Regions from separate parts of the Homo sapiens genome. Here region 1 is linked to region 2. A link is a contact called in ENCODE POLR2A ChIA-PET data. All regions are on one chromosome and are shown on one strand. The core of a region is the stretch at or near the end of the contact, and the rest is flanking DNA. Distances in the headings are between cores, read along the strand shown. Region 1 holds the start of KLHDC2 (kelch domain containing 2). Region 2 holds the start of PSMA6 (proteasome 20S subunit alpha 6).

What was found. ChIA-PET counts read pairs that join two places held with the same protein, here RNA polymerase II (POLR2A).
Region 1: POLR2A ChIA-PET joins it to region 2 with 16 read pairs in A673. The contact joins the promoter of KLHDC2 here to the promoter of PSMA6 in region 2. POLR2A ChIA-PET finds 5 or more read pairs at or near these places in 2 of 52 experiments (A673 and activated B cell).

Annotation. Positions count from the first base shown.
Region 1 is chr14:49,766,532-49,772,535 of GRCh38, forward strand. It overlaps KLHDC2 (kelch domain containing 2), which reads left to right and starts at 1,622. Exons shown (of 13, transcript NM_014315.3): 1 at 1,622-2,090; 2 at 5,063-5,142. The coding sequence starts at 1,938. RefSeq lists silencers at 1,022-1,081, 1,422-1,501, 1,672-1,851.
Region 2 is chr14:35,290,799-35,296,088 of GRCh38, forward strand. PSMA6 (proteasome 20S subunit alpha 6) reads left to right here and starts at 1,584. Exons shown (of 7, transcript NM_002791.3): 1 at 1,584-1,754. The coding sequence starts at 1,679. All of the region lies in intron 9 of PRORP-PSMA6 (PRORP-PSMA6 readthrough), which reads left to right. RefSeq lists enhancers at 1,285-1,871, 1,588-1,667, 1,788-1,907, 1,988-2,047, 3,501-3,680.

The sequences.
Region 1 (6,004 bases), core at 372-2,871, about 14 Mb after region 2:
ACCATGCTGGGTCTTCTTGCACAGCACTGTGATATGAATTTTTTTTTTTTTTTTTTTTTTTTTTTGAGACGGAGTTTCGTTCTTGTTGCCCAGGCTGGAGTGCAATGGTGCCCTTTTGGCTCACTGTAACCTCCGCCTCCCGGCTTCAAGAGTTTCTCCTGCCTGAGCCTCCCAAGTAGCTGGGATTACAGGCGCCGGCCACCAAGCCTGTGTAATTTTTTTGTATTTTCAGTAGAGACAGAGTTTCGCCATTTTGGCCAGGCTGGTCTCGAACTCCTGGCCTCAGGTGATCCGCCTGCCTCGGCCTTCCAAAGTGTTGGGATTACAGGCGTGAGCCACCGCGCCCAGCCGAGATATTAATTTTGGATTCTACTAAGGACGACGGGAGCCAGCTCAAGGTTTTTAAGTGACTCGATCAGATTCACGAGGTTGGTTCACAAGGAACTTCGATAACCCCAAAGTCTAGTGAGCATAATTCGACTGGGAGAAGACACTGCTGCAAGGAATTCTGTGAACCAGACAGATTTGAGGGCACCAACCAGGGTGGATGGCAGATAAGGTCTTAACAGCCTCAAGGTGATTTGCTTCCTTGTTGAAGGCTTTAATTAATCCTCTTAAGTAACTTTCAAGTTCTTGAGTTCAAGTAAACACACTGGCACACTAGGGGAGGAGTGGCAGGCTATAAGCATTTTAATAATTAAAAAAAAAAAGCCTTTTATTGTTCAAAGTGTTCCTTTTCTATGGAGTGCTCCCAACCAGAAGATGAGGGAAATGGAGATAATGAAGCACGTCCCTCCTACCAAACACGATAAATTCTACAGGCACTGTAAGATCAAGAATTTAAGATTATTTTTGTCCCACCCTATTTTACAGGTGAGGTATCAAGCACAGTAACTCGTAATTTTCTTTTGGCCCAATTGAAAGGTATCATATAAGAGAAAGCTGTGTGTGCGTGAAAAGGATCCGCCTTTCTTTCTGAAGAAAAGGGTGGTTACGGCTTCGGAAACGCTTTTCAAGCCAACTCTGCAGCCCGGCTGGCGGCGGCAGCGGCGGCGGCGGCAACGTCAGATTCCCGCAGAGGCGGCGCCCGGCAGGGGCGGCAGGAGCTCAGGAGAGGCCCCCGGGGATCGGGCTGGGCCCCACGTGAGAGCTAAGCGACTGCCCTCGCGCCCGCAGAACAGCAGGGCCTGCATCGACTCTAAGGCGAGACCAGAAACTTGCTAGTGGAGCAATTCTGGTGCCCCTGCCCGGGCTGTGAACCCTCTGAGATCATCCCTCAATCAAACGAATAGAAATCCTCGGGAAGAAAAAAAAAATTGCGGCAATCCGGCTAAAATTCAGCAGCTTTCAGGGACCGATTCAGGACATTATCCCTGTGGTTCCCTCAGTGAAAGGAGACTCGAAGCGCGACTAGAAGTCGCCGGGCCCCATAGATCTGCGGTGCCCAGGCCGTAGGCGGAGGCGCGGGCAGAGGCGGCGGCGGCGGCGGCGGCGGCTGGAGGACCCGGCGCTGGGGGCGCTGAGCGGCAGCCTCGCTTCCGGAGCTCGGCGGGCGGCGTCAGCGGAACGGGCGGCTTCCGGCCGCGGCGTAAACAAGGCCGTGGACTGCAGGAGGCGGGGCAGACGGGCTGCAATAGGGAGCCGGCCCGACGCGGACCGCTTCCCTGCAGTGCCCCGAGTCCCGGGCCCGCGCCGCCGCCGCCCGGCTCCGCTCGCGGCCCCTCTGTCTGCAGGCGTGCCCCGGCGGCGGCGGAGAGCCGTCCTCGGCCGAGGAGGCTGGGAAACGCGAGCGCAGGCGGCAGAGAGGCCTCAACGCCGTCCCTTTCGCCACCGCCTTTTCCTTGCCTCGCGCCGCTGTGCATTTCTCTCCTTTTCCTTTGTTTTTTTGGCCCCTCGCGGGTGTGGGCATTGTTGGTTAGCAAAAGTGCAGCCTCAAGATGGCTGATGGCAACGAGGATCTGCGGGCTGACGACTTGCCTGGGCCAGCCTTCGAGAGCTATGAGTCCATGGAGCTTGCCTGCCCCGCTGAGCGCAGCGGCCACGTAGCCGTCAGCGACGGGCGCCACATGTTCGTCTGGGGCGGCTACAAGGTCAGTGAGTGGCCGGGCCGCGACGGACGTCGCTCGGCTGTGACTCGGGTCTGCGTTCGCGGCCAGGCGGGGAGGCCAGAGCGGGCCGCCGAGGGCGCTCCCCGCCTGCGTCGCGCGCCCCACCTCAGACTCTGCCCGTTGGTTGTTTTTTTTTTGCGCGCGGGAATCTTCCTTCTCTCGAGTACCCCAACCCGTCTCGAACCTCCAGGGCTGCTGTCATGTCACCCTGGTGCTCACAAAGCCAACTCACTCCCACCCCCGTTGTTGCCATTGGAGCGTTATTCCGGGGAAGGCCCTGTTAATGTTGCTTGGGCGGTGCATTCGGAAGGGTTGGGGTGTGAAAGGTGACGGTGTGTGATATCACTCAGACGCGTTATGAGGACGGCCTACGAGGACTTCACCCTCTGGAGCTGGGAACCGCTGCCCACTTACAGGGAGGCCGAGGTGTAGGAAAACTGGAATTCCAAAAGGTTACAGGAACCACCTTATTCAGCCTTCCCGCCTGTGCAAATGGCCATCAGGACTGTTTTCCTTCTGGCTTCAGCTGGGTTGAAGTTTTTCAGCAGACACCCCTATTAAGATAATGGAAAAGCTCCACCAGTAACCAAAAAATCCCCAGCATCAAATGAACTACAGAGTGCAGCTCTTTGACTCTCCGATCCCCTGGTTATAAACAACGTGATTAGTTAGCAGTTTAAAGCCAGTTGCCATTCTTTACCCTGCTAACCTCGGAAATCTAGAATTTTATTTGCTAGGATGGCTCTGAGCCAGTCCTACCACAAAATTCCTCTTTGGTCTTGAAAATGTTCTCCGCCCTCCCCACGCCCGTGCCTTGGATGACTTGCTTTGTGATTGTTTTTAGCTTATGGTACAGCTGACTTGATCATAGTTGACCATTTTTGAGATAGCTTTCAAAGATGGCTGTCCTGATACTTTATTTTGGTTTAACTGCAAAAGTAATTTTTTGCCAATCCTAATGAATCTGCAGTGTTTTCCCCAGTTTCCAATGAATGTGGTTAGAAAATAGAAAGGGGGCCGGGCGCGGTGGCTCACGCCTGTAATCCTAGCACTTTGGGAGGCCAAGGTAGGTGGATCAGCTGAAGTCAGGAGCTCGAGACCAGCCTGGCCAACATAGTGAAACTCCGTCTCTACTAAAAATACAAAAAAAAAAATTAGCCTGGCGTGGTGACGGGCGCCCTAATCCCGTCTACTTGAGAGGCTAAGGCAGGAGAATCACTTGAACCAGGGAGGCGGAGTTTGCAGTGAGCTGAGACGGCGCCATTGCACTCCAGCCTGGGCAACAAGAAGGAAACTGTCTCAAAAATACTTTAGAAAGGGGTAGAGAATTGCAAGAAGGGGGGCGGGGGGGCAAGCATGTAGTCACCCTTATAAAAATGTAAATTAATTCCCCTGGAGAAACCTGTCAATGACACTTCTAAGCTACCTAATTCATAATTGTATTTTTAAAATGACAGCATGAGAGAATAAGACTTTGGGAGTGGGGCAGGGGAGGATTCTTAGTGTGGAATATTTCTTGTGGATTTAAAAGGGCCTGGATGATTGGGGCCGATTCAGGGAGGAGCAGCACAATCACTGAATTGGATGGTTCTGAAACAGACTGCCCTCCCCATTTATGGCTGGTGGCTGGAACCCTGAGGGTAGGCACAGAAGTCCTTGGAGATTGTTTCAAAGGCAATAAACCTTGGCTTCCTACATAGTAGGCAGTTTTCCTCCCCAGGACAGGCTGGTCCCCTGTGGGTCAGCCCGCTTCCAGCCTTTCCCTTCATCACTGGTGGGGTGGAAAAAGAAGTTGTTTTACGTGGTCAACTGTTCTGTTTCTGTATGTTTAATATTCAAGCTTGCTGGACTTTGACACCCATTTTTGGCTAACCGCAGTCGTTTACTGTGTCAACATTGTTCAGAAAGTGGCTAGGGAGGGTCAAAGGCTGGGAATGTCAGGCAGTTGTTAAAGTTCAGGGAAAGGATAGAATCCTGGCTCCATCATTACTTCATAAATAACCTTGGGCAAATTACTTAAACTCTAAACTTGTTTTCTCATAACATCAGCTACTTTTTAGGGTTGTTGTGAGGATTAAATAAAGCAATCCATGGATAGCTTTCAGCTGTGGCATATGGTAGGCTCAGTCTGTGTTAGGAATTAATACCTGAAGGGAAATGGAGCAGAACAAAGAACTTAAAATTCTGCATAAGGATTTAATATTTTGCATATTTGCAGTTCTGCCCTCTCTATTGCTGCTTAGAGAATGGATAGGTGAAAGGAAGGCATGGCTAGAAAACCACGCATCGTGTTAGCGTGGATCAGGCACTTTCAGTAACAGCCTGCTGACCATGGCACAGGCAGTCTCCTGAAGTCATGCAGCTGAAATTTGGTGCATGGTTCTGTTCAGGATAAAGCTGCCTTAGAGAGTTCCCAGAGATCTCTTGGCTGGGCACAATGGCTCACAGCCTGTAATCCCAGCACTTTGGGAGGCTGAGGTGGGTGGATTGCTTGAGGTTGGGAGTTTGAGACCAGCCTGGCCAACATGGTGAAACCCTGTCTCTACTAAAAATACAAAAATTAGCCAGGCGTGATGGCGAGTGCGTGCAGTCCCAGCTACTTAGGAGGCTGAGGCAGGAGAATCACTTGAACCCAGGAGGTGGACATTGCAGTGAGCCAGCCAAGATTGCGCCACTGCACTCCATCCTGAGCAATAGAGACTTGGACTAAAAAAAAAAAAGTTCCCAGAGATCTCTTCTTGTCCTATTGCAACTGCTGTATCAAAATTCTGAATTAAGAGCTATCTATGTTGAGCTTTACCTTGAGTGTGTGGCATGGGTGGGGGAGGATTGTGCACTGTAATACCTATTTTTCATACTAATTATGAAATTAGTATCTCAAGATCGATTTAAAAAATACAGTAGTGCCTCTTTAAAATACCAGTTTTTATATTTACAATTTTTTTTATTCTTAGAGTAATCAAGTCAGAGGATTATATGACTTTTATCTGCCTAGAGAAGAACTATGGATCTACAACATGGAGACTGGAAGATGGTAAATGTGGATATTATAAGGGGGACTAAAAAATTCAGATAAGGGCTGGGCACGGTGGCTGGCTCATGCCTATAATCCCAGCACTTTGGGAGGCCAACGCGGGCGGATCTCTCGAGGTCAAGAGTTCAACACCAGGCTGGGGTGAAACCCCATCTCTATTAAAAATACAAAAATTAGCCAGGCATGGTGGCGTGCTAATTCCAGCTACTTGGGAGTCCGAGGTGGGAGAATCGCTTGAATCTGGGAGGCGGAGGTTGCAGTGAGCTGAGATCGAGCCACTGCACTCCAGTCTGGGTGACAGAGCAAAACTGTCTCCAAAAACAAACAAATCAGATATGGCTGCAAAGAAAAAAATGTAAAACACTTTCTAAGCTACTTATATATTCTAAAAACACTGTTCTGCTACTTTAGCTTAGCTGCTAAGCTTAATTTAGCACCTGTTCTGTAGTTACTAGATACTTTTATGAACTTAGAATAAATTTCTATCTCAAGTATCATAGTAATATTTAAAATAGATGTAGAGGCTTCAGATCCAGAATGGAAAAATAAGTGTTCCATTTTTTTCAAGATGTTAAGTCTTCTGTTATATGATCTCTTGAATAAGGAAAGGAATTTATAAATGGTTAAATTGTTAGATTTTAGATTGTATAGAATTTTATCTGCTAAAAATAAAGGTGGTATTCTATTTTAATAAGCTCTCAAAATTTGCATGCAAATCTTTTTAAAAATAGTGTTGTTCTGTTTAAAAACCAAAATGACCTCCAGTTTGCCCTTTTTGTAAACTGGAGATAATCTGAAATGATCTTTTGCAGTTTCATAACAGTAGTAGTCAAGAGCATGTCCCTGGTAGAATCAAGGTGTT
Region 2 (5,290 bases), core at 334-2,833:
GTCAAAATAGGCACAAATTTGCGATTTGAAAAGCCACCTGCTCTTCTCCCGGAGCTACCTCGCCAGCTTGGAATTACTCTCATTAATCCATGCAACACTAGCTGCTCTAAGCCCCATCCCCTCAGCTCTAGTTCATTATTAATCAAGGGTGCTTAACCTCATTCCCCATTACTCGTATTTCAACCTCAGTTCCACATTTTTTTTTTTTTATTTAGATAGATCTTCCTCTGTCGCCCAGGCTGGAGTGCAGTGGCGTGATCATAGCTCACTGCAACCTGGATCTCCTGGGCTCAAGCCATCCTCCCACCTTAGCCCCCCGAGTAGCTGGGACTACTGGCGCGCGCCACCACGCACAGCTAATTTTATTTTTTGTAGAGACGGGGCCTTCCTATGTTGGCCAGGCTGGAGTTAGGCTTTCTTTCTTTTTTTTTTTTTTTGAGACGGAGTCTCGCTCTGTCGCCCAGGCTGGAGTGCAGTGGCATGATCTCGGCTCACTGCAAGCTCCGCCTCTCCGGTTCACGCCGTTCTCCTGCCTCAGCCTCCCAAGTATATGGGACTACAGGCGCCCGCCACCACGCCTGGCTAATTTTTTTTGTATTTTTTAGTAGAGACGGGGTTTCACCGTGTTAGCCAGGATGGTCTCAATCTCCTGACCTCGTGATCCGCCCGCCTTGGTCTCCCAAAGTGCTGGGATTACAGGCGTGAGCCACCGCGCCCGGCCTCCGCTTTCAAGACTAAAAATTGCCTGGGCACTGTGGCTCAAGCCTGTAATCCCAGCACTCTGGGAGGCCGAGGAAGGTGGATCACTTGGGCTCAGGAGTTCGAGAGCTGCCTGACCAACATGGCGAAACCCCGCCTCTACTAAAAATACAAAATTAGCCGGTCCTGGTGGCACACGCCTATAATCCCAGCTACTCGGGAGGATGAGGCAGGAGAATCGCTTGAACTCAGGAGGGGGAGGTTGCAGTCAGCCGAGATCGCGCCATTGCACTCCAGCCTGGGCAACAAGGGCGAAACTCTGTCTCAAAAAAAAAAAAAAAAAAAAAAAAGACTAAAAATTGTCGGGGCTGCTGGCCAAAAGAAGATCTTGCCTGGCTGTCAGAAAATAATGTTCTTTCCAGCGGCTGCTTGAACCCGCTTCCTTCAGTGCCTAAATTTAACGGCTGCAGCTGCAGCTGCAACCTGTTTCCCCCGTAATAGGAATGAAAGTGGAGGATAAAAGAGGTTAGGAAGAAGGCAAGCCAGCAGTCTGACCAGACACAGGATGCATGTAAGAGACTTGTTAATTACACGTTCTATTTAGGTCACACTGATAGGCAAATCGCTATTCTGGGCCCCCAGGAAGCCTTTTCGTCCTTGCTATAGTCAATTCATTCTCCAGATGAAAGCCTGAAAGCGCCACGACCCAAGTTTCACGTCTATCCACTCAAGAGGCCTGCTTGGCGCAGGCGCATACCTTCAAAGGCCTCCCGCCCTCACTCCACCACCCCCTTAGGGGGCGGGGCCTCAGAGCTCAGTGCTCGAACTGGCTCCAGAGCCGTGAGTTCGGCATGCAAGAGCGGAAGAAACGCGGCTGGTACCCCGGAAGCAGTCGCTGCAACTTCCGGGAGGTGCTTGTGTGCCTGGTGCGGGAGCTACGGGGCCCAGGGATTGTGTTTAAAGTAGTGCTTCTACCAACATGTCCCGTGGTTCCAGCGCCGGTTTTGACCGCCACATTACCATTTTTTCACCCGAGGGTCGGCTCTACCAAGTAGGTGAGTGAACCAGGTTCGCCTGTGGGCCACCTGAATTGCCCTGTCATGGTACGTGCCTGGAGCGAGCAGACGCGGCCCGGGTTTAGTCTGGGGCCGAAGCTGGGCTGGAGCTGGGAAGGGAGAACGGCTGAAGCTGGATTGAGCTCTGTGGTGTTTGCACCCCCGTCTGGACGCAGGGATCGGGGGCCTGAAGGCCTGTCTCTGCAGGGCGAGCGGCCACACTGCGTAGACCCAATGGAGAGTTAAGGAAGATAGGGCTGTAATGCCTGACTCCGGCTTCGTGAGGCCCCTTCAGTTATTGTATTCTGTCCTGGCCAGGCACAAGGTCTGTTTCTAAAGGGTAATTGATTCCTTAACGTCTCAACTAAAATGCCTCCTCTCCGTTTTCCTTTGTTTGCAGCATGGACTTCTGTGGTTAATTCCACACAGGCACTCGAAGCCTGCTATATACCAGACACTGCTAGTCCTAGGAGATACAAATGTGAATGTTACACCCTCTTCTATACTGAAGCTCACAGCTTAGAGTGACAGATACGTTAAACAAACGGATAAAAAAAATTAAAAGTGCCAATTTACAAATATCTACAGAGTTCAAGACATCTTTGGGAATCTGATAGAATGAGTGACTCAATTCTAGAGCTGCTCTTGAGATTGGCATCCCCTTTTTACCCACATCTGTTTGAATGCTCCTGTAATTTAAATGCCGATTCTGAGTTGTAGATGAGGTACTGTGTACTAGTTTACTGAAGAACACCTGTAGTGGAAAGAAACTATCAGTTACTCGGAATAGTAATGTATTGCGCTGAAACGGTGTCAAGGTTTAGGTTATGATTATAAGCCAGACCCTTGATCTCTTACCATAGAGAATTTAGTGTCAGGAGGGCTTGATTTACATCTGGTCCGTGATGGTTTTATTTTTGAATGAGTTTAGTGGCTCCGTGTCTTGCACAGTAATATAATCATCTGTGCTTGGAATCATAAGGAGAGAGTTGGTCTGTAAATGAGGTTCTCTTCACCTGTAAATTTTAGAAATAGAGTTAAAGATAACTTGGAATGAAACTGCTCAGTGTATTACTGCATAGTGTATATAATGTAGCAAGAAACATCTTGTTGGATAATTCAGTAGCCCTTTTAATTTATCCCCAATTGAAAAACATGATTAAAGATAGAACAAAGAGATAACTGTATCCTCAAAGAATTTTCATTTATTGTATTAAATTCCTGAGTTTTAAATAATTTTCGTATATTAGACTACTGCTTTCAGCGTTCCATTCGTGATTTTTAATATGTGAACAGGAAAAGTCACTCTGAGACCTTTACTTTGTTTCTATATACTGTATTGTGAAGTCCAGCCATAAAGCATAATCGTTAATGCTTCCCAGATTTGGTGAGTGGAAAGGCTGAACACAGTGTCATTGTGATGGTTTTAAAAGATTTGGAAGAGAACATCTATCTGAAAACAAGTTCATTATCTAGACAGAATGATTTTTTATTTATTTTTATTTTTTTGAGACAGAGCTTCACTCTTGTTGCCTAGGCTGGAGTGCAATGGCGCGATCTCGGCTCCCCGCAATCTCCGCCTCCCGGGTTCAAGCAATTCTGCCTCAGCCTCCCAAGTACTGGGATTACAGGCATGCGCCACCACGCCTGGCTAATTTTGTATTTTTAGTAGAGACGAGGTTTCTCCATGTTGATCTCGAACTCCCAACCTCAGGTGATCCACCCACCTCGGCCTCCCAAAGTGCTGGGATTACAGGCGTGAGCACCGGGCCTAGCACCAGCCTAGACAGAATGATTTTAATCTCTGTGAATAACACACTCCCTCTGCTATTCAGGGCATTAATTAGACATTGTTAGGAAAATGAAAGTGAAAGAGTAGTATGAGCAAGCAGTATAGTGAAGAGTTCAGGCCCTGGAGTCATACATGGATTCAAATCTCTGCCCTGCTCCATACTACCTGATCTGGGCACTTGCCAGGTATGTAACCTTAGCCTTAGTTTCTCTTTCCAAAGTTGGGCTCATAATAATTCTTCCTTAAATGGTGGTTTTGAGAATTAAATAAGGCAATGTATGTAGAGTGCTTAACGTGTGCCTGCCACATAGTAAATGCTCAGTGAATGTTATTAGATGCTTGTTTGATTCTTTGGCCCCCCCTTTTTTTTTTGGTCTATTAGATTAGTAGCTCTGTATGGAATATTTCCCTTTTTATGGGTCCTTCCATGCTTAGTTCTCCAGTAAAATATATACATAATCATAATATTCTAAATACTGTCTGTTTGTAAACTTTAGAATCCTCCAAAGACAAAGCATGGAAGGATTATAGGATGCAAGTTGTTAACATTGACAGTAGGAAAATAATATTTTAAAAATGGGATGATGATGAGGGGAGATTAATGGAAGGTAACTATGCTCTTTATCTTCCATACTTGGGACTCAAAAGATAAATGTCGTCTAAAGTTGATATATCAAAAAATAGAGGTAGACATTTAAAGTTATAATGCTTGGCCAGGTGCAGTGCCTCACACCTGTAATCCCAGCACTTTGGGAGGGCGAGGTGGGCAGATTACCTGAGGTCAGGAGTTGAAGACCAGCCTGACCAACATGGTGAAACTCTGTCTCTACTAAAAATACAAAAAACTAGCTGCTTGTGCTGGCGTGCCTGTAGTCCTACCTCCTCAGGAAGCTGAGGCACAAGAATCGCTTGAACCTAGGAGGCAGAGGTTGCAGTGAGCCAAGACCGTGCCATTGCACCTCCAGACTGGGTGACAGAGCTAGACTCCATCTAAAAAAAAAAAAAAGTTGTAATGCCAATCATAATTATAAACATACTTTATAATTATTAATAACATATTATTGGCAGTGTTTGCTCCCAGGGAGTGGAGAGAAAGACTTTTTCTTTTTTTTTTTTTTCCCTTTGAGACAGAGTTGCGCTCTTGTTGCCCAGGCTGGAGTGCAATGGCCGTGATCTCAGCTCACTGAAACCTCCACCTCCCAGGTTCAAGCGATTCTCCTGCCTCAGCCTCCCAAGTAGCTGGGATTACAGACATGTGCCACCACTCCTGGCTAATTTTGCAGTTTTAATAGAGATGGGGTTTCACCATGTTGGTCTGGCTGGTCTTGAACTCCTGACTTCAGGTGATCCACCCACCTCGGCCTCCCAAAGTGCTGGGATTACAGGCATGAGCCATTGCGCTCGGCCTGAAATATTTCTCTTAATGTACATATGCAGGTTGTATGTGTGTGCATGTATTCATTTGTTAAAAATTGTAGAACACCTAGCTTTGTAATCTATTTTCAGGAATTGCCCAAGTTACTAGAGGGAGGAGGTGCATTGTAGGGGGAATGGGACTGAGGCCCTAGTTGGCCAAATTCAGCCTGGCTACTTGTAGGCCCTTCTCTTCTGTTTGCTGATCCTTTGCTGGATAGGTCTGGCAAAGGAGAAGAGGAGTGGTCATTTGGATTTGCTTGACAGGTGTATGTGAGCACTGCCTGGTTGCTACAAAGAAGGGAGCGTGCTGATAGGGAACTAGAAAGAA